Regions from separate parts of the Homo sapiens genome. Here region 1 is linked to region 2. A link is a loop called in an ENCODE intact Hi-C map of the cell type or tissue named here. Cell type or tissue: sigmoid colon. All regions are shown on one strand. Links, peaks and the distances in the headings refer to the core of each region. The heading gives the core; the rest is flanking DNA.

Region 1 (10,283 bases), core at 1,607-9,606, 50 kb before region 2:
GAGTTGGACACCAGCCTGGCCAACATGGTGAAACCGTGTCTCTACTAAAAATACAAAAATTAGCCAGGCATGTGGCATGCACATGTAGTCCCAACTACCCGGGAGGATGAGGCAAGAGGATTGCTCTAAGGTGGAGGCTGCAGTGAGCCAAGATCACGCCACTGCACTACAGCCTGGGCGACAAAGCAAGACTCCATCTAAAACAAAACAAAACAAAACAAAACAAAACAAAACAAAACAAAACTTACTGTGAGCTGAAAGAACTCTGGCCATCGAACCTGCCTATGCCCATGACCATCAAACCTGCTTACGCCCATGTCCATGTGGACCCCACCCCAGGGCCAGCCTCTCTGGAGCTCCAGACACTGCAGGACAGAAACAGGAGAGCAGGAAACAGCAGGAAAGGAAAAGGAGGAGTGAGAGAAGAAAAAAAAGAGGGAGGAAGGGAGAGAAAAGAATCAGCCCAAGTCTCCATGCCCTGTCCTGGTGCCGTGACGGACCAGCACTTGGGCAAGGTTGGAGAGTGGAGGGTGTGTGCTGAGCGGGGCGCTGCGGGTTTAGCAGGTGAGGGAGCTGACCACTCTCAGCCCTTCCTGAGTCACCCTGGAGACCAGGCCGTTTAAGGACACCTCACAGCCCCTCTCCATGGCGACTTGGCGGGAGGAGCCCTGCCACAGCTCTGTCTTCTCTGCACTCACCAGCCTTTTTTCCCTCATAGCCAAAGTCACGCAGCTTAATGTTGACACAGCTCTTCCGACTTTACAGGATGCTTGTCGTTTTGGAACCACTTTACCTACCCCGAGGGAGAAAAGCAGCTAAAACCAACAACGGAGGCATTTTATTCTTGAAGACACTGAGAAAGGTGGCGAAGGCCTGGCTGTGGAGAGAAGAAACAAGGGGCGCCCTCTCCTCCCTCTTCTGTTTCTCTCCACACTGTGGCTCCCACTAAAACACATTTAAAGCCAGTTCTTGAAGGGTTTTCTCCATAACTGATGTGTCAGTTTTGTCTGACAATTCATTTTTCAAATAATCATCCATTTGGGAAGTGCTTTTTTGTAAAATTCACATTCTAAGAGAAATTTTAAAAAACTAAATCCTCTAAAACACGGATATATCTACAAGAAGACAGCACCACAAGACGCTATCAGGTCCCATGACTCAGCCCTAGATAAGCTCTTCGAAATAAGAGGGAGCTCATCTGTCCAACATCTCATCAGTTTCATTAACAACTCCCAATCCAAGCCTGTCAATTAATGATAAACCGTTGTTTATGTAATGAAACACACAGATTTTTCTGACTTACCGCTTCTACATAGATTCATCGTGTTTATTTATGACTTCTTCAAGAAAGACAGAGATTGAGTGAGGTATTGCAGTCACTGCTGCAGAAATAATCAGTATTTAGCATTTGGACGGCACTTTCCTTGACAAACACCTCACTACCCGTCACTTAATTTAAATTTATCACTAAAGTGCCAGCGGCTTTCAGAAGCTAGCCATTGCCCTGCCCCCAAGTCTGTCATCACACTTCACTGTCAGAGAGAAGCCTCTGAAAATGGAAAGATCCCGGTATGGCCCCCTGTAGGATGGAGCTCAGGTGCTCTGGTTTCTAGGCCCCATCACCATTGCTGAAGCAGGGAGTTACAACTTAAAATCTAATTTAGAATTACATTCACTATGAAGAACCGAATTATTTTAATTACTGAGCTGATAGCCTGCTTGTGACCTGCAATGACTGAAGGACATTTTTAAACATAAGACAAAGCAGAAAAGTCATAGGCATGTCCACGTGTACCCTAGGAAAGAGAAACTCCTCCTCCAATGAATAAATGTAAGTGAATAGAAATAAAGTTGCTTTCTAATTACATCCCACAGACCCAGCCTGCAAGAGAGAGGTCCAAAACCAGTTGCCACTCACCATATAAAGAGCCAACCCAGGGAGGGAGCACATGTGTCCCTGACCTCTGTCCCAGGCTGGAGAACGGACTGTCCCCTCTGGGAAAACCTGACCAGACCAAGAGAAAATGCTGACGGATACAGACAGCTGAGAGCTGCCAAGGGAGACTGCGTGGCCCGGTCACCCCACAGCAGCCCCATGTGAACAGATGGTCAGGAGTCAACAGGAGGATGCACCATGAAGGACAGAGATCAAAACGGGAAAAGGAAAACAGACCAAAGACAGGTGGAGAGCAGGAAGGAATTCCAGTAACTGTAAATACTGTCTTCAGAGAGAAAAGATACGTCACCACTAAAGAACTGGAAGTCATGAAAAATGAACAGTTAAAAAAAGAGGATCTGGGAACTTAAACTCTGAAACAATTTTTAAATTCCATAAAACTTGTACTAGATAAAGTTGGTAAACCTCACAGAAAGTAAATCAACAACAAAAAGAGATCTAAAAGGTGAAAAATAGGAGAAAAAAGTATAAGAAAATTGGAGAAGTGGTCTGGAATGTTCAACACCAGAAATAATGTGTTCAAGGAAGAGACAAGATAAAAGACTGAGAAGAAAAAATTATCAATCAAAGAATTCCAGAAAATGTCTTAGTGTTTTACTCCATTTGTACTGCTCCAACAAAATACAGGAGACTGAGTACTTTATAAAAAACAGAAATTTATCTCTCACAGTTCTGGAGGCTGGGAGTCCAAGATAAAGCACCAGTGGGCTCAGTGTCTGGCAAGGGTTGGGACTCTGCTTCCCAGATGGTACCTTGTGGCTGGGCCCTCACGCGGCAGGAGGTGAAAAGGTAAAAAGGCAAACCCAGGCCCTCAGCCCTTCCTTAAGGGCACTGATCCCACTGTGAAGGCTCTGCCCTTGTGACTTAGCCACGTCCTTCAGGCCCCACCTCTCAATACTATCACCTTGGCCATTAAGTGTGAACATATGAATTTGAAGGTACACTTTCAGACCACAGCATTCAGAACGCAACACAGGTTTCCAAATGAAAAGAGCTAGCACAGAGATAAAAACGAACCTACATCATATTGTCCTGCAATTTCAGAAAGCCAAAAATGAAGAAAAGACCCTGAATGCTTCAAGATAATAAAGAAAAAAGAAGTGTATCGCTTGAGGATGGGGGACGAGATTGCGATTGAGCTTCTCTAGAACAACATAGGAGGCAAGCGGAAAATGAAACAGTGTTTTCAAAATTCAGAGAGAGCTTTAAATCCAAAATATATTCTATAACCAGAGAAACTGTTAGTCAAGTAAAATGTGAAGAGAAATCCTTATTTCCTATACACTCATTCTCCTGGAGGAATTAAACAAACAAACAAAAAAGTGTGATCCAGGAAACAGCACTGCAGTGCAGGTGAGAGGTGAAAAGAGTGTTCGGGATTAAGGTGAAGACGGAGCTCAGATGCTGCACACCTGTACTGCATGCCCATATAATACACCTACACAGCACACCTGCACAATATACCTGCATACCACCCCTATACAGCACACCTGTACAATACACCTGCATGGCACACCTACATAATATACCCCCACAATACACTTTCACAGCACACATGCATAATACACCTGCATAGAACACCAGCACAGTACACCCACACAGCACACCACTCAGCATTCTTAGTTTAAAAATAAGTTTTACTTTAAAGGTAATAGTACACACATAAATTGATGTTAAAATCGACAGTAACAAAGAGAAGTAACAATACTAATAGCCTGTCACAAACTGATTCTTAATAACCTATATAAACAAACATTAAGCCCGGGCGCCGGGTGGCTCATGCCTGTTATCCCAGCACTTTGGGAAGCCGAGGCAGGCAGATCACTTGAGGCCAGGAGTTCCAGACCAGCCTGACCAACATGGTGAAGCCCAGTCTCTACCAAAAATACAAAAAATTAGCCGGGTATATTGGCACGCACCTGTAATCCCAGCTACTTGGGAGGCTGAGGCAGGAGAATCCTTGAACCCAGGAAGCAGAGGTCGCAGTGAGCCGAGATCATGCCATTGTGACAGGAGAGAAACTGTTTCAAAAAAAAATTATATGTTTACAACAGGTGCATTCCTCCTCTTGCTTTCTGAGGACGCCCTGCTATGTAGCTGAGTAGTTGCTAATAAACTATCTTAACTTCACTATACTCTGTGACTTGCCAAAAGGTCTTTCCCATGTGAAATCCAAAAACCTGTTCTTGGGGTCTAGGACAAGACCCATTTTATAATGACAAAACTATACAAATTCTAGAGGAAAACATGGAAAGAAAGCTATGTGACCTTGGGTTTGGCCATGAGTTTTAACACGACACTATCAGAGGCATTTGAACCCCTCCTCTATATGAACTCCAGGGTGGTTTATGTTCCACTGGCTAAGAGAAAGTTTTCTTCAAAAATGTGACATGATTTGAGGTCAAACATTAATATCAAGTAAACTCAAAAGATTGAGAAGCTAGCATTAGTTCTGGGAAAACCAGAAGTGTGCCTTTTTTTGGAAATAATCATTGGTAGCACAAACTTAAGAATCTCCAAAGGAAATAAAAATGAGTTATTAACTTACAGTTTTCACCAATTAAGATATAAATGAAGCTAATGAAATCCGGAAATACAATTTCACTGTTTTTAATGTTCATTTAAAAAAAAAAATCCTTATCAAATAGCCCCAGTAAGTCACCAATTAAGTCTTTACTACTTAAAAGCAAAATCCACCTATGTCCTGAACACTATCCACTTTACAAGCCTCATTATATGTACTGGAGACAAAATTCAGAAATAAATAAATATATATGTACATATATACAAATATATTTCAAATTAAAAAATACTTTTAGAGAGTGGTATGTATTACATTTAGAAATTAATAACGAAGTAAATTATGGGATGTCATCCACGCCTGTCCCAAAGGTACCGAATTTATAAATCATCTCAGGTGCGGAGCAGGACAGGTTGAAAATAGGAATGACATGAACCCGCGCGGAACAGCTGCCGGCGCGGTGTCCAGGGCGGCACCCCGCCCGGTCCCGGCCCCTCCAGCCCTGGGCCCGACCCCTACTACGCCTCTGCCTCGACGCGAACGCGGAGCCCGAGCGCGCGTCACGCCGTGTGGGGCCGAAGAGGCTGCTACCCAGAGGCGGAGTGCGGGCTCGCGAGGGTCCCCACCCGACTCTCGCTCCCGCCAGCACCTACGGACTCGCGTCCCCGCCGCGCGCCGACTCGGGAGCAGCACCGCCCCCGGCACAGGAGCCTCACGCGCCTCTTACCTAACAGGAAGTTGGGTGGAAGCAGCGCGGACCCACGGCGCACCGAACGCACTCCAACAGAACCCGACGCAGACACGCGCTTTCAACCGGCGGAGACACTGGCAGGGCCAGAAACGCGCGCAGCGGGGGCGGGAGGTCGGTAAGCTCCCCGCCCCTGCCCGAGACCCCGCCCCGGCCCGGCCCGGCCCCGCCTTTTTCTCTGCCTCCCCTCCCTGCACGTACGCGCCCCGCCCCTCGCGCGACGTTTTTTGTTGACCCGGAAACGGATTATCCGGAGCCAAGGTCCGCTCGGGTGAGTGCCCTCCGCTTTTTGTGGCCAAACCCAGCCACGCAGTCCCCTCCCTGCGGCGTCCTCCACACCCGGGGTCTGCTGGTCTCCGCGGATGTCACAGGCTCGGCAACCGCCCTCCTGTCGGCGGGGAGTCCCGCGACGCCCGGAAATGCTCCGAAGCCTGTCGCTCAGCTGCCAGATCTGCGTCTGTGTCCGGTTCCGTCACTGAGGTCGCCCCTGTCCGGCCCTTCCACCCTAGTTCTCTTCACCGTCCGCCCATCCTATCGCGCGCGGCCTCAGGTCCCCATTCGGCATGTGGCTTGTCTTCCATCGTCCCCACCCTCGCCCCTCTTGGCCCCTCAGGGCAGCCCTGGGATTCGGCAGACGCCAGTCCTCCCTGAGATGCTTCCCCGTCCTTCCCTCCGCCAGGCCCTACGTCTCCGCAAACCCCACGCTTCGGGGTGGCCGCCTCAGACAGGACCCTGAGTCCGAGACTGGGGTAGGGGACCTGCCCGATCCTGTAACAACCCTCGTGCTTCTGCACAATCGCCTCCCACTAGCGGTGACTGTTGGGTGTCTACCTTCCCGGTGTCCCACTGAGAAGCGGGCTCCTCCTTGGCAGGGGCTTCTTCATTGCCTCGCTGTGGATGTCGAGGTGGGGCAGGAGAGTGAGGAGAAAACAGAGAGGAGGGAGGTAGAGCCAACGAGCGAGAAAAGGGGAGGGAAGTTTAGATGGGAAGTGGATGGGTCTGAGGAATTTGAACAAACACCGACAGTGAAGGAGAGTGACCTGAGCAAGCAGTAGTGGGGTAAATGGAAATAGACAAAATGGGAATCAGCAGAGATATGGAGGACAGAATACAATGAGGAGGCCTTGACCGTCAGTAGCAGAGAGGGCAGCAGAAGCCTAATTCCCAAATTCCTTAGTGGTTTTCTGATTTCCAAATTAGTTTCCCTTTTAAATTTATTGTGTCAGGTTCAGCTTATGAGGCCTCAATACTTTTCAGTCTTAATTGTATATTGAAAATACTTTTTGTTTACTAAATGCTTTTTACATTAATTCAGTGTGCACTCCGTAAGGATATTGATGATTTGAGTTAGTTTAGTATTCAACAGCTTCCTCTATTCCTTTGTATGATCTCTGTATTTAATGGCTGTGGCATAAAGTTTCCAACTAAGTATAAGTATCAAGTTTTCTTTGTGATGTTTTCTGCAAATATTGAAGGATGACCTGGATTGTCCTAGAACTTTGTTCCAACAGATTACATGTGTTCATAACGAATAAATTGCTCAAAGATATTTCCAAAGCTCACCTTTTATGTTTTTCAGTTCCAATAATTACATCTTTTTAAGGTTTATATTTTTTGATGACTTAATGTGATGTTCTGGAGAAGACAAATGCTTTTAATCAATATGATTAAAACCGTGAAAGACAAATCGCTGTTACTTAAGAGTGTGACATATGATCTGAAGTCTTTAGGGGGCAGGGATGTTAAGGGAAAACTGCCGCTATCGTATCAAGGTCATGCCATTCCTGTGAAGCTGGTGCTGGTTACTCTCTACTGGCTTCTGTTCACCTTTCCACCGGCCCCAAGACACACACATACTGACACAAGGCAGTGGATAGGGAAAGAGCAAGACTTTATAAAGTAAGCACAGAACAAAGGTATCTTTCTAATGAGGAGGAGGTGTTGGTTCTGGGAAGGAAGCTTGGTTTTTGGGTATTCAGGATCCAGAAGTGAGAGAGCCTGGGAAGTTCAGGAACCAGAGAAAGAAAAAGACTTGCCCATTCTCACCCATGACCCTGTGCTCAGCAGGTACTAGCAGAGACTTCAGGCTCTGTGACTAAAAGGGGTCAGACCAGTTGATATACCCACAGCTGCCATGTAAGGATGTGTGTGGACTTCACTAGGGAAGAACGGTGTTATGAAAGAAGGGGCAGAAAAACTCACCTGTTGGTCTCCATGTAGACGTTTATTGTCCTGAATTCCTGGAGGTTCAGTGAAAAGCAGAAGATTGTCTTTTACACATGTTGAGTTATGCCCCCATATATGTGGTTGTGGTAAAGAAAGAGGATGTGTTGATGAGAGGTCCTGAAATGCATTTTCCTAATACTCAGCAGGGGCTTCTCAAGAAGGATCTTCCCTAAGAAAGAAGCTCAGAGAACAAAAATGGAAAAGGATTAGATATGGCACTTTCACTGGAAAAAGTCATGTTATTCATTGATTGTTTTGTCATCTCCCTCCTTAAGTGTTGTTTTTAGGATGTGGTAATCTCTGACCCTGCCTAACACATTTCCCAACTCACCCATAGCCTTCCCTTAACGTCCTCCCATCTTCACACTATCACACTGTGACCCAGTGAATTCGAACTTGTGAAGTTCCATTCGGGGGATCATATGGGAAGGGCTTCACACCCAGACATAGATTATAGATGGGAAGTGGGCCACATGGTGTCAGTGAGGCAAGTATGGATCGTTTAGGGACAATGCACTGTCAGATCTTTGTTGACCATGATTAGAGAAACTGTGCATATTAGTAGTGAATTAATGTCAGGAATACCTGACAAATCCTGGAAAAGAAGATTGATGAGAGGAAATGTGTTCTGCCCAACTGTATAATGCATTTGAAGCTTAAAACAATGAATCAGTATTGATCTGGTCACAAATTATTAATGATTTGAATTAAAAAGAAAAGTTTAGAAAATGATAGCTTTGACAAATTAAGGTAGCATTTCATCCACACGATGGAGTGTGTTTTATTCAGTAATTGATTTAAAAATGGAATCAACCTAAGTGTCTAACAGGAGGGAGTTTTATAAATTGTTCACAGAGCATCTGTTCCAAGGAGACCTTGATGTTCATAGATTTGTAAAGAATGCTGCTTACTAGCACACTGACTCCTCTGCAAATGTCTGAGGGTTCCTCCACTTGGGGCAAGTTGGGGGTTTGATCGCAGAGTAAATAAATGGTGCATTTTATAATGTAATATATTCTAGCAAGATGCAGCCCACAAACTGTATAGATACTCTTATGTACCACGTAAAGTACATCTACTACTTTAACCAGAACTTGATACTGTATGTATGTTTTTTTTTAGATTTGGATAAAATGACAACTCATTGTTATTTCCAGTTCACAAAGTAATTGTGAGGCTGAATAAATTTTATTATTTTATAGACATATATGTAAAATGAATTTTTCTATGAAACTCATTTTTGATGTATATTAGATGCTATTTTATATTCTGTAGTTTAAATATATGTACGCACACACAAACACACACTTCGGTGTCTTATTATGTTTCTGCAGTGAAACCAAAATCCTTCCTTCACGCCCTTTGATTTTATGTTTTCCTCAGGAAGGCAGGAGCTATTGTATATGATAAAATATTATGTTTTATTCAGTCCACTTATGAAATTGTTTAACATTGTTATAAATATTTATATAACTTATTTTAAATTTCCAAATAACATAGGTTACATGAAATTTGACAACTTTATTTTTTTCTTTTCACAACTATTTTGACTGTATACTCACCAAAAATCAAAATTTAGACAAAATTGACTTTTAGACTAATTCTCATTTTTTACATGTAAAAGACCACATGGGACTTTTAAGTCTAGGTTGCCCTGAGTCTACAGTCACTGAGGTTTTATGTCACTATGTCCTCCATTCTAATAATATGATTTTCAGGCTTTATTCATGTCATTTTTATATCCTCATTGAGTTTTAAAATTTATTTACATGGGTCTACAAATTTATTTCAAATCGTAGTCATAATATTTGGCTGTTGTAAATAGACACTGATTTTGTGTGTTTGCTTTTTTTAAGGACTAATGTTGCTGGACAGGCAGGTATTAGAGACAGGGTGGATCTGCTGGACAGGCAGGTAGTATAGACAGGGTGGATCTGCTGGCCAGCCAGGTAGTATAGATAGCGTGGATCTACTGGCCAGGCAGGTAGTGTAGACAGGGTGGATCTGCTGGGCAGGCAGGTAGTGTAGACAGGGTGGACCTGCTGGACAAGCAGGCAGTGTAGACAGAGTGGATCTGCCGGCCAGGCAGGTAGTGTAGATAGCATGGATCTACTGGCCAGGCAGGTAGTGTAGACAGGGTGGATCTGTTGGGTAGGCAGGTAGTGTAGACAGGATGGATCTGCTGGACAGGCAGGTAGTATAGACAGAGTGGATCTGCTGGACAGGCCGGTAGTATAGACAGGGCGGATGTGCTGGCCAGGCAGGTAGTATAGAAAGGGCGGGTCTGCTGGACAGGCAGGTAGTGTAGACAGGGTGGATCTGCTGGGCAGGCAGGTAGTGTAGACAAGGTGGACCTGCAGGATAGGCAGGTAGTATAGACAGGGTGCATCTGCTCGACAGTTAGGTAGTATAGACAGGGTGGATCTGCTGGACAGGCAGGTAGTGTAGATAGTGTGGATCTACTGGCCAGGTAGGTAGTGTAGACAGGGTGGACCTGCTTGACAGGCAGGTAGTATAGACAGAGTGGATCTGCTGGCCATACAGGTAGAGTAGATAGCGTGAATCTACTGGCCAGGCAGGTAGTATGGACAGGGTGGATCTGCTGGGCAGGCAGGTAGTGTAGACAGGGTGGATCTGCTGGCCAGGCAGGTAGTACAGACAGGGCGGATCTGCTGGGCAGGCAGGTAGTGTAGATAGGGTGGACCTGCTGGGCAAGCAGGTAGTGTAGACAGGGTGGATCTGCTCGCCAGGCAGGTAGTGTAGATAGCGTGGATCTGCTGGCCAGGCAGTTAGTATAGACAGGGTGGATCTGCTGAGCAGGCAGGTAGTGT
Region 2 (10,283 bases), core at 1,158-9,157:
GTTTGCAGAACATCACAATTCAGACTACCCACATTTCAAAGATTAATAGCCACATGTGGCTACAGGCTGCTGTACTATTTAATAAAAAGTGCATATCTAGAGTCTAGCCCCTTGCTTTATAAAGTGTGATCTACCATCCAGCAGCATCAGCATCACCTGGGATCTTGTTAGAAATGTAGAAAGGCAGCCCATCTCAGAACTACTAGAAGAAATAAATTTAACAGGATACCCAGGATTGGAATGCATAGCAAAGACTGAGAAGCAGTAAATTAGATCACATATAGCTTGGGAGTCTTACAGAATTGCTATTGCCATTCAACTATGATATGGTATTATCCCACTGACTAATATAGAACACTGTATTTAAATAACAATAGTTTTTCTATGAATCATGTTTTCTCTACACTGTCCAATGCAATTTTCTACAATGATGAAAATCTTCATATATGTGCTGCACAAAATGGCAGCCACTTGCCACATGTGGCTGTTGAGCACTTGAAATGTATCTGGAGCAAATGAGAAATTGCATTTTAATTTAATTAATTTTAATTGATTTAAACATGTGGCAAATGACTATCATACTACATAGCACAACTCCAGGGGAATTGGTTACTATGTCACAGTGTCATCTCTAGGAGAATCCTTAGGACAAATTTGGAAAGTTCTAGTCAAGATAATCTTTCGATTAACTGTACTTCTTCTGTTTTTTTGATTTTATGAAGTCATATTTACCATCTTACACTGGCTAAGGGCAAATTTGCATCTTACCTCTAAGGAAGCATAATGAAAGTTACAACACGTGCTTTGTGTGTATTAATATTATTCCAGCTTATCATCAATTAAAAATACCAATATCTAGACCTGTACAGGCTTTTTAATTCTCTGAGAAGGACCTGGATACTCTGGAGAATACAAATCTGTGAGGAATAATGAGTTGATTAATGTCAACTTTCCCAATCCAGATTTGCCTAAAAGAAATAAGGGAAAATATCTGTTAAACTCACCCACTTTACTCAACCTTAAATATTCAACAGATACTGTAATTGAACTTGCTTTATGCAAGTATTTCTTGGTGAGACAATGAAATGACATTAGAAAATATGCTACAAAGAATAAGTATCTTGTCCTCAGTTTCTTAGCTATCAAATTAAACTCACGTTTCCAAGGATTCTTTTCAGCCTTCTAATTATACCACTTATATTCATTAAAAGTAATGTATCTAATAATTACATTTTTAACAGTAATGTATTCCCAAAGAAAAAAAGTCAGTCATTATTTAAAAATCCAAGTTGGATTATATATCACTGCTTCAGTGAAATAAAGTTTTTCTTTATTAATAGACAATAATGAATGAATAATAAACAAGAAATCATGCAGCTATAAAAAGCAAAAATCTGCTAATACAAAGAATAATTAATCACAATGAACATCTCTGTATAAAATTCTAAATCACAAAAAATACTTTCTAATTTTGCCGCCCATCAGCCTAAATATAAGGGTGCTTCTCCACAAACCAGAATCCAAAAAATCTTAGGTAATTACTTTTTCTACCACTTCTACTCAAGGTAGGAGGTAGACACGAAGGAAGCTAGGGCATGATTTCTACTCTGACCACATACTCTTTTTTGACTCTCCGTGTTTAGTCCAATATACATAGTCCAGTGTATAGTAATTATTACAAGTATACCAAAATATAAATGGCTTCAAGGTATATATAACCTAAGGTTAAAACAAATTATAAATCAGATTATGATAATTAACATGGCACAGAGTTAAAGTATTTATTGTTAATAACTCACTTAGCATAATAGGCATGTTTAGCCTAAGTAACTGGTGTCATAATATTTTTATGCCTAGGAGGAATTCTTTTTATATTAGCTCTCAAAAGAGATAAGATTCTCTCCACGTGGTTTGGGCTTACCCCTTTGACTGAGAGCATGCCACTTTTTACTAGAGGTTGATGTATGACTCAACTTAGAGTTGAGGATGAAAAGTGGGGATCATAGCACCTGCCTATACCCTGGTACAGATCATATGACGTTGATTTATTTATTTGTGGAGTCAGGGTCTCGCTGTGTTGCCCAGGCTGGAGTGCAGTGGTACGATCATGGCTCACTGCAGCCTTGAACTCCTGGGTGTGGTGGTGCACACCTGTAGTCCCAGCAACTCTGGCAGGCTGAGGCAGGAGAATCGCTTGAACTCAGGAGGTGGAGGTTGCAGTGAGCCGAGATTACGCGACTACACTCCAGCCTGGAGACAAAGTAAGACTCCATCTCAGGAAAAAAAAATTTTAAATTAAAAAGTTCTAGTATCTAAAATGAGCAAAATCGCCAGGCGCGGTGGGTCACACTTGTAATCCCAGCACTTTGGGATGCAGAAGTGGGTGGACCATCCGAAGTCAGAGGTTGAGACCAGCCTGCAGTGAGCCGAGATTGCACCACTGCACTCCAGCCTGGGAGACAGAGTGAGACTCCATTTCAAAAAAAGAATTAGCCAAGCGTGGTAGCATGCACCTGTAGTCCTAGCTACCGGGGAGGCTGACGGGGAAGGATTCCTTGAGCCCGAAGGTCAAGGCTGCAGTGAGCCTTGTTTGCACCACCTCACTCCAACCTGGGCAAGACCCCATCTCAAAAAAGAAAAAAAACCCACAAAAACAAAAAACAAAACAGAACAGAACAGCATCACTTCCTTATCATTAGTTTGAAGGAAGTGAATTGCCTGTAAAAGTTTCCATTTTCAAAAAAAGTGTTAAAATATAGTGTAAAGCCAGGCACGATGGCTCATTCCTGTAATCTCAGCACTTTGGGAGGCTGAAATGGATTGCCCCTGGAGGTCGAGGCTGCAGCTGAGCGATTCTCCCGCCTAAGCCCGGCAAGTTGCGGAGACTACAAGCGCGTGCCACCATGTCCAGCTAATTTTTTGTATTTTTGTAGAGAAAGGGTTCCACCATGTTGCCCAAACTAGTCTGGAATTCCTGAGCTCAAGTGATCCACCCACTTCCGCCTCCGCCTCCCAAAATGCTGGGATTAAAGGCGTGAGCCACCGGGCCTGGCCCAATTACTTTCTTCAGTCTGAGCATGAGTGCTGGAAGAAAAGCTCTCACTTGCATATAATTTTTTAGAGACAGAGTCTCCCTCTGTTACACAGGCTGGAGTGCAATGGCGCAATCTCAGCGCATTGTAACATCAACCTCCAGTGCTCGATCGCTTATATAATCTCAGCTCACTGTAATCTCAACCTCCCGGGCTCGATCGCATATATATACACACATATATTTGTTTGTTTAGACGGAGTCTTGGTCTGTTGCCCAGGCTGGAGTGCAGTGGCGCGATCTCCGCTCACTGCAACCTCCGCATCCCGGGTTCAAACAATTCTCTGCCTCAGCCTCCCGAGTAGCTGGGATTACAGGCACCTGCCACCACGCCCGACTAATTTTTGTGTTTTTAGTAGAGACGGGGTTTCAGTGAAACCATGCTGGCCAGGCTGGTCTTGAACTCCTGTCCTCGTGATCCACCCGCCTCGACCTCCCAAAGTGCTGGGATTACAGGTGTGGGCCACCTCGCCCAGCCGACTGCTTATATTTTTAAAAAGATGTTTTCTTCATTTCCTAGCCCCTTCTACCCCGCTACAAGTTTCAAAGACTTAATGCTATTACAAAGGACCGTCAGAGGTCAAGCTCAGGGGTGCAACTCCCTCATGCCGGGCAGCCTCAGGGGGCCGACCCTACCCAGGATGAGCGGCGCCAGGTAGCCGGGGACGCTCCCGGGGATCCCCGGGCCCTGGCTGGGGGAGGCGTTGTGGAGCGCACGTACCCAGGCTCAGATGAGGCGAGTGGGCGGCCGGGGCTGCAGCTGGCGCTGGCCATTGAGGAGCTTCTGCGCGACAGTGCGATCGGTTGCACCTTCTGCGACAGGTGCCGGCCGGTTGGCGCGCAGCGCCTGCTAGCGCAGAGTCTGGCCCTTGCTGCGCCCGGCGCCGAAGACCGGGAAGTCGTAAAGCTCCTCCTCGTGGCTTATGTGCGGCGGCGGCCGGGCAGAAGCCTAGCGACACAGAACTGCCAGCTCAGCAGCCGGTTACATCCCGCCCGGCCACCAGTAGGCAGCGTCCGCTCATGCGCGCTCCTGGAAGAACCAGCAGCCCCCACCGCGAGTTCTGATTGGCTCTGCGTGAGTGGTAGTCCCCTGTGACGTCACAAGGGTGCGCCTTCCGTGACGTCACAAGGGCGGGTCTTCGCCGACACCATAGAGGTGGGCCGTTGGCGACGTTAGAGGCGCGGGTGTTCGGCTACATCACTGGGGCGCCATGGTGCCTGGAGCTGGGCAGTTTTCTCATCAGAGTGGGGACTGGTAAGAGTGACCTCCCCGCCAGGTTCTGTGTGTTGCCGGCTGAAGAAGGGTAGCTGAAAAATTCAGACCCAGCACAGTGTTTATGTTGGTCAAAAATAGAAAACTATGTCTGGCGCGGCCGAGGCGGGAGGACCCTTCAGGCCAAGAGCAGCCTAGCAACATGGCGCAACCCCATCTCTGTAGTCCTACCTCAGCCCCCCAGCTACTTGAACCCAAAGGTTCAAGGCTCCAGTGAGCTATGATCCCACCACAGCATTCCAGCCTGCGAGATTGAGGTAAACCCTGTCTAAAAAAATTTAAAAAACTATCCAGGTGTGCAACAGGGAGGGACTGCTAAATAAAACATGAGGCTGGCTGGGCCCTACTGTAATCCCAGCACTTTGGGAGGCCGAGGCGGGAGGATGGATGGCTTGGGCTCAGGAGTTCGAGACCAGCCTGGGCAACATGACGAAACCCCGTCTCTACAAAAGATACAAAAATTAGCCGGGCGCGGTGGACACCTGGCCTAATTTTTGTATTTTTTTCTAGAGATGGGGTCGGGGGGTGCCTCGCTATGTTGCCCGGGCCAGTTTCGAACTCCTGAGTTGAAGCAATCTTCTCACCTTGGCCATCAGAGTTGTCGGGATTACAGGCGTGAGGGACAGCGACCCACCTGGGTTAGGCTACTTAATAACATAAAGTGCTCCGCCAGGCTCAGTGGCTGACACCTGTAATCCCAACACTTTGGGAGGCCGAGGCGGGTGGATCACCTGAGGTCAGGAGTTGGAGACCAGCCTGGCCATGGTGAAACCCAGTCTCTACAAAAAATACAAAAATTAGCTGGCCGTGGTGGCGCATGCCTGTAGTCCCAGCTACCTGGGAGGCTGATAAAGGAGAATTACTTGAACCCGGGAGGCAGAGGTTGCACTGGGCCAAGATCACACCACTGCACCCCAGCCTGGGCGACACAGCGAGACTCCAAAGTTTGACACCAGCCTGGGCAATGTAGTGACACCCTGTCTCTACAAAACAAACAAACAAAAACCCAGGCATAACTGTGTCCACCTGTGGCCCTAGCTAGTTAGGAGACTGAGGCAGGAGGATCACTTGAGGCCAGGAGCTCAAGGCTGCAGTGAGCTATGATAATCCCACTGCTTCCCATCCTGAGCAATAGAATGAAAGCATGTCTCTAGATAGATAGCTAGCTAGATAATTGATACGTAGTTTTGTATCAAATTTTTTCCCTAGATTTGAGCATGTTTTTCTAAAGTAGCATTCAACACATCAGCATTTTACAGTGTTATTATTTGTTAATATGATTATGTTTTTCTGAAATACAGTGTCCTTTACAAAAGCAGTTTTGTCTTTCAAAGCGCATAGATAAGGCCCTCAAGTAAATTTGTCTGATGTTGCCGACCTTGGTACCATTTTGTCCACTTGATTGAAAAGCCAGTCAATAATTTCAGGTCACTGTTGGCCTTAGAAGAAGAGCCCAAAGGCAACAAGCAAAGGCGCTGGTGTCCAGTCGCCTTCTAGAAGCATTTTCACTTTCCCTTAAGGTTTCCCTTGATGAACATAGAAGTACTGTATGTAGAATTGACCCAGTGCTGCCCTGGCAACTTTGTATATTAGGCCAAATTTACATTTCTTAGCTTTATGAGAGGCACCCTGGTAGGCTAGTGGAGTTACACACAAAGTCTGATCTCAGCTGCACTGTCCAGAAATGCAACACGGTCCAATCAAATAACATTCTCTGAGCCTGTTTCTTTAGCTGTGAAAGAAGAATAACATACCCATCTAAAAAGGCAGCTTATTGTATTTGATTGGTCTTTTATTTTCTATGAAACTGTGTTTAACACAGTAATTATTTTCATTTGTGTACTACATTTGTGTTGTGTTTTTGGTTTTAGTTTTGTTTTTGAAATGGAGTCTTTTTTTTAGTGGTTTTTTGTTTTGTTTTGTTTTGTTTTGTTTTTGAGATGGAGTCTTTCTATTGTCACCCAGGCTAGAGTGCAGTGGCGTGATCTCCGCTCACTGCAACCTCCACCTCCCAGGTTCAAGTGGTTCTCCTGCCTCAGCCTCCTGAGAAGCTGGGATTACAGGTGCCCACCACCATGCCCAGCTAATTTTTAAAATATATTTTTAGTAGAGATGGGGTTACAACATGTTGCCCAGGCTGGTCTCAAACTACTGACGTCAAGTGATCCACCCGCTTTGGCTTCCCAAAGTGCTGGGATTATAGGCATGAGCCACCGCGCCTGGCTTGTTTTAAAATAAGGGTTTCTTGGCTAGGCATGGTGGCTCACACCTGTAATCCCAGCACTTTGGGAGGCCAAGGTCAGTGGATCACCTGAGGTCAGGAGTTCGAGACCAGCCTGACCAATATGGAGAAACCCTGTCTCAACTGAAAATACAAAATTAGCCAGGCGTGGTGGTGCATGCCTGTAATCCCAGCTACTCAGGAGGCTGAGGAAGGAGAATTGCTTGAACCCAGGGGGCAGAGATTGCAGTGAGCTGAGATCGCACCATTGCACTCCAGCCTGGGCAATGAGCAAAACTCTGTCTCAAAATAAAAAAAAGATTTCTTAAAATGATATTTTCAGTATTTTATAGATGATGTGTAAGCAGCAAGCTTAATAGGATGTTACCCGACACTTTGCGAGACTGGCAGCTGATTTGATCCAGATGTCTCTAATTCTTTTTTCTTTTTCTTTTTCTGTTTTTTTTTTTTTTTTTTTTGACAGAGCCTTGCTCCGTCCCCCATGCTGGAGTGCAGTGGCAAGATCTCGGCTCACTGCAACCTCCACCTCCCGGGTTCAAGCGATTCTCCTGCCTCAGGCTCCCGAGTAGCTGGGATTACAGGCGCGCGCCACCATGCCCAGCTAATTTTTTGTATTTTTGGTAGAGACAGCATTTCACCATGTTGGCCAGGCTGGTCTCGAACTCCTGACCTTAGGTGATCTGCCTGCCTCGGCTTCCCAAAGTGTTAGGATTACAGGCGTCAGCCACTGTGCCTGGCCCAGATGTCTCTAATTCTAACATGAGATGTATTGCAGGATCATAGCAGAGTGAGTTGCTGATGTATCCAGAAGGAAATGAGCATGGAACACTCACGACAGCTGTCCTGAGAAGTGTGTGTGTGCTGTGCTTGAATATCTCACTGCTCATTTATACACAGGCTTTCTGGTGACTGAGTTAACAGTACCTGTTTCATAAATAATGTAGCCCTCTTTCTTTCTTTCTCTCTCTCTCTCTTTTTTTTTTTTTTTTGAGACAGGGTCTTGCTCTGCTACCCAGGCTGGAGTGCAATGGTGCAGTCTCAGCTCACCGCAACTTCACGCCTGGCTAATTTTTTCTTTTTTTTTTTTTTTGAGACGGAGTTTCGCTGTTTTTGCCCAGGCTGGAGTGCAATGGCACAATCTCGGCTCACCACAATCTTTGCCTTTTGGGTTCAAGGGATTCTCCTGCCTCAGCCTCCCGAGTAGCTGGGATTACAGGCATGTGCCACCACACCTGGCTAATGTTGTAGTTTTAGTAGAGACGGGGTTTCCCTATGTTGGTTAGGCTGGTCTCAAACTCCTGACCTCAGGTGATCTACCCACCTCGGCCTCTCAAAGTGCTGGGATCACAGGCATGAGCCATCACTCCTGGCCTAATTTTTGTATTTTTAGTAGAGAGAGGGTTTCACTCTGTTGGCCAGGCTGGTCTTGAATTCCTGACCTCAAGTTATCTGCCTGCCTCGGCCTCCCAAACTGTTGGAATTATAGGCGTGAACCACCATGCCTGGCCAGCTCTATTTCTTTAAGCCTACATGTTTTGCAAGTATTTGAACATACAATTACTCAGCTTCCCTTGTTTACGCGTGAATTTTGTAGAATCTTAAATATTTTTTCCAATCTAAGCTTTATTTTATCCCGTTTCTTCTATATTTGTATAACTTTAGGCGGCTATCTTCATTGAAAGTTTTTTCTCAAAAGCCTTAAGATAGAACATAGTTCTTGGCAGCAATTTGAAAGTTATTTGAGGAGAAGGGGAGACTTACAATGATGATTCAAATGAAGGAAACTAAAAAGTAATGAAGCAAGGCAGAGGAAAAAGCAGTACTCACTTGAGCACATCCCAAAAGAATAACATTTCAAATGTAACTAGAAAAAAGTATGCTGAAGTTCGCAATACAGAAATAATTATTAATAAGATAGCTTTAAAGCCCTGCTCAGCTTTTGAATGTTGGGAATTGACCCAGAGGTGGCTGTAACCTAAGATGGTTCCTTCAGTAATGACCATTTTTTCTTTTTCAAGATGATGATTATTCCCCACCTTCTAAGAGACAAAGACCAACGAGCCACCACAGCCACCAGTCCCAGAACCCGCCAATGCTGGGGAACGGAAAATGAGGGAGTTCAACTCTGGTAAGTTCTCAGCGAAATCCATGACCTTTTCCTTTATCTTCTGGACTCTCAATGTGACTGATGAAAGTTACCACATGCTCTGCAGGGGGAAATGGTTTAGCATGTGTTACTACATCTTAATCACATCTTTGTAAAGCCAGGAGCATTTTACAAGTCACGTTACAGACATTGTTTAAACATAGTCTGTATTTACCAAAGTATAGGACATTGTATCATCTCATATTAATTAGTTAGTTGGCTCAAAATTAGTGCTAATGACTTAGTAATTCAGTGATTTCTGTTAGCTTTAAAACCTTTATTTCAGAACTATTTCACCTCTTGGTTTTCATTTTTGCGGTGTGTCACTGCCTGCCGGCTGCTAATTTATTAACTCCCAGTGAATCATGTCCTGTGAAGGGACTGAATATTAGTGGCAATTTATGTTGATGATTTGTATTTTGAATAAACAGTTTGAATACATAGAACATTAAGCTTGTATACATTTTGAAAATAGTATTTTAATATTCTACTGTGTCATAGTTACAATGATTGGATATATATTGAATTTATATGTACTTTAAGTTGTTATATGTTTATGGTCTTTAGCATTCTAACGTGCAATTGTATATCTGTTAAGCCTTTTTTTTTTCGAGATTAGACTGATTTATTGAGGCGTCTGTTTGATGCCACATTAAGTGGCCCAGGCTTTGTGTAGGGGTTGAGGTAAAAGCAGGAAGAAGGGTGGTGAGAGGCGGGGCACCAGGGTTAGGTTGGAATACCTGGGGGTGCTCTGAGGCTCCCCAAGTTTCCCTGGTCTTGGCCGGCTGTGCTGCTGGCCTGGGCATCTGATGGGCCTGCAAGGGTGGTCCAGGGGCTAGGGCAGGGACTTTGGAGTCACGCCGTTGGCTTTGAATCCAGACTCCTACACTTGGTAGCTGTGAACTCTCCATGCCTCAGGGACCTGCAGAACTGAGCTCTGTCTGAGCCAGGTTCCATCCAGGCACTGCGCATCCATCCAGAGGGGCACTGCCTCAGGCTGCTCGCTGTTCACTGCCTTCTCAAGCAGACCCTTGTCTCCTTCTAGGCCCTCACAATCCAGTGGAGGAGACGCAACTCATCTGCCTCTGTCCCTCTGGGCACGCCTCATGCCAGGTGCATCTGTGGACAGGGGCCATGCTCCTGGGCTTCCAAAGTTGGAGAAAGCTGCCAGGCTCAGGTGGGTACATCACAGCAGCTGCTGCCCTCTGAACACAGTGACAAAAGAACACTCTGGGCCTGGAGCCCTGGTCTGGGGCATTGGGCAAGGCTGTTGCACTTCTCTGATCCCATTTCCCCATCTGGAAAGTGCGCTGATTGTATCTCCCTGTGGGCACTGAGGGCTCAGTGTTAGTTTGAGAGCCAGCATCTGGGGTTTGGGCTGTAATTCCCCGTCAGCCCCATAGCTGCGGGGAACCAGGGACTTTGTTGGGATTACCCTAGGTATCAGTTTAGCTTCCTGCCCCTGGCTTGGGCTCAGCACCTGAAGTAGTCTAGGGGATAGGTGGTGCTGGTGGGGGCTGGGGCTTTTACC

The links. Peaks named below come from ENCODE experiments on the same cell type or tissue, not always from the same donor. Only the 100,000 strongest peaks of a DNase experiment are listed, where the experiment ranks them.
Region 1: a loop joins it to region 2, with 7 times the contacts of the local background. A loop is called at or near these places in 4 of 110 quality-filtered maps.

What each region holds. Positions count from the first base shown.
Region 1 is chr1:822,698-832,980 of GRCh38, reverse strand. LINC00115 (long intergenic non-protein coding RNA 115) reads left to right here and starts at 5,459. Exons shown (of 1, transcript NR_024321.1): 1 at 5,459-6,775. LINC01128 (long intergenic non-protein coding RNA 1128) reads right to left here and starts at 5,390. Exons shown (of 4, transcript NR_047524.1): 1 at 5,206-5,390; 2 at 3,877-3,978. RefSeq lists a silencer at 5,167-5,396 and an enhancer at 5,437-5,766. In sigmoid colon, for the core only: no CTCF peak of the experiment used is centred there; a DNase peak (open chromatin) is centred at 5,420; H3K4me3 peaks cover 1,804 bases; H3K27ac peaks cover 1,174 bases.
Region 2 is chr1:772,622-782,904 of GRCh38, reverse strand. LINC01409 (long intergenic non-protein coding RNA 1409) reads right to left here and starts at 4,107. Exons shown (of 6, transcript NR_187359.1): 1 at 3,813-4,107; 2 at 769-968. LOC100288069 (a long non-coding RNA gene) reads left to right here and starts at 4,271. Exons shown (of 20, transcript NR_168328.1): 1 at 4,271-4,621; 2 at 8,625-8,734; 3 at 9,798-9,929. RefSeq lists an enhancer at 3,985-4,554. In sigmoid colon, for the core only: no CTCF peak of the experiment used is centred there; DNase peaks (open chromatin) are centred at 3,084, 4,194 and 4,954; H3K4me3 peaks cover 1,730 bases; H3K27ac peaks cover 871 bases.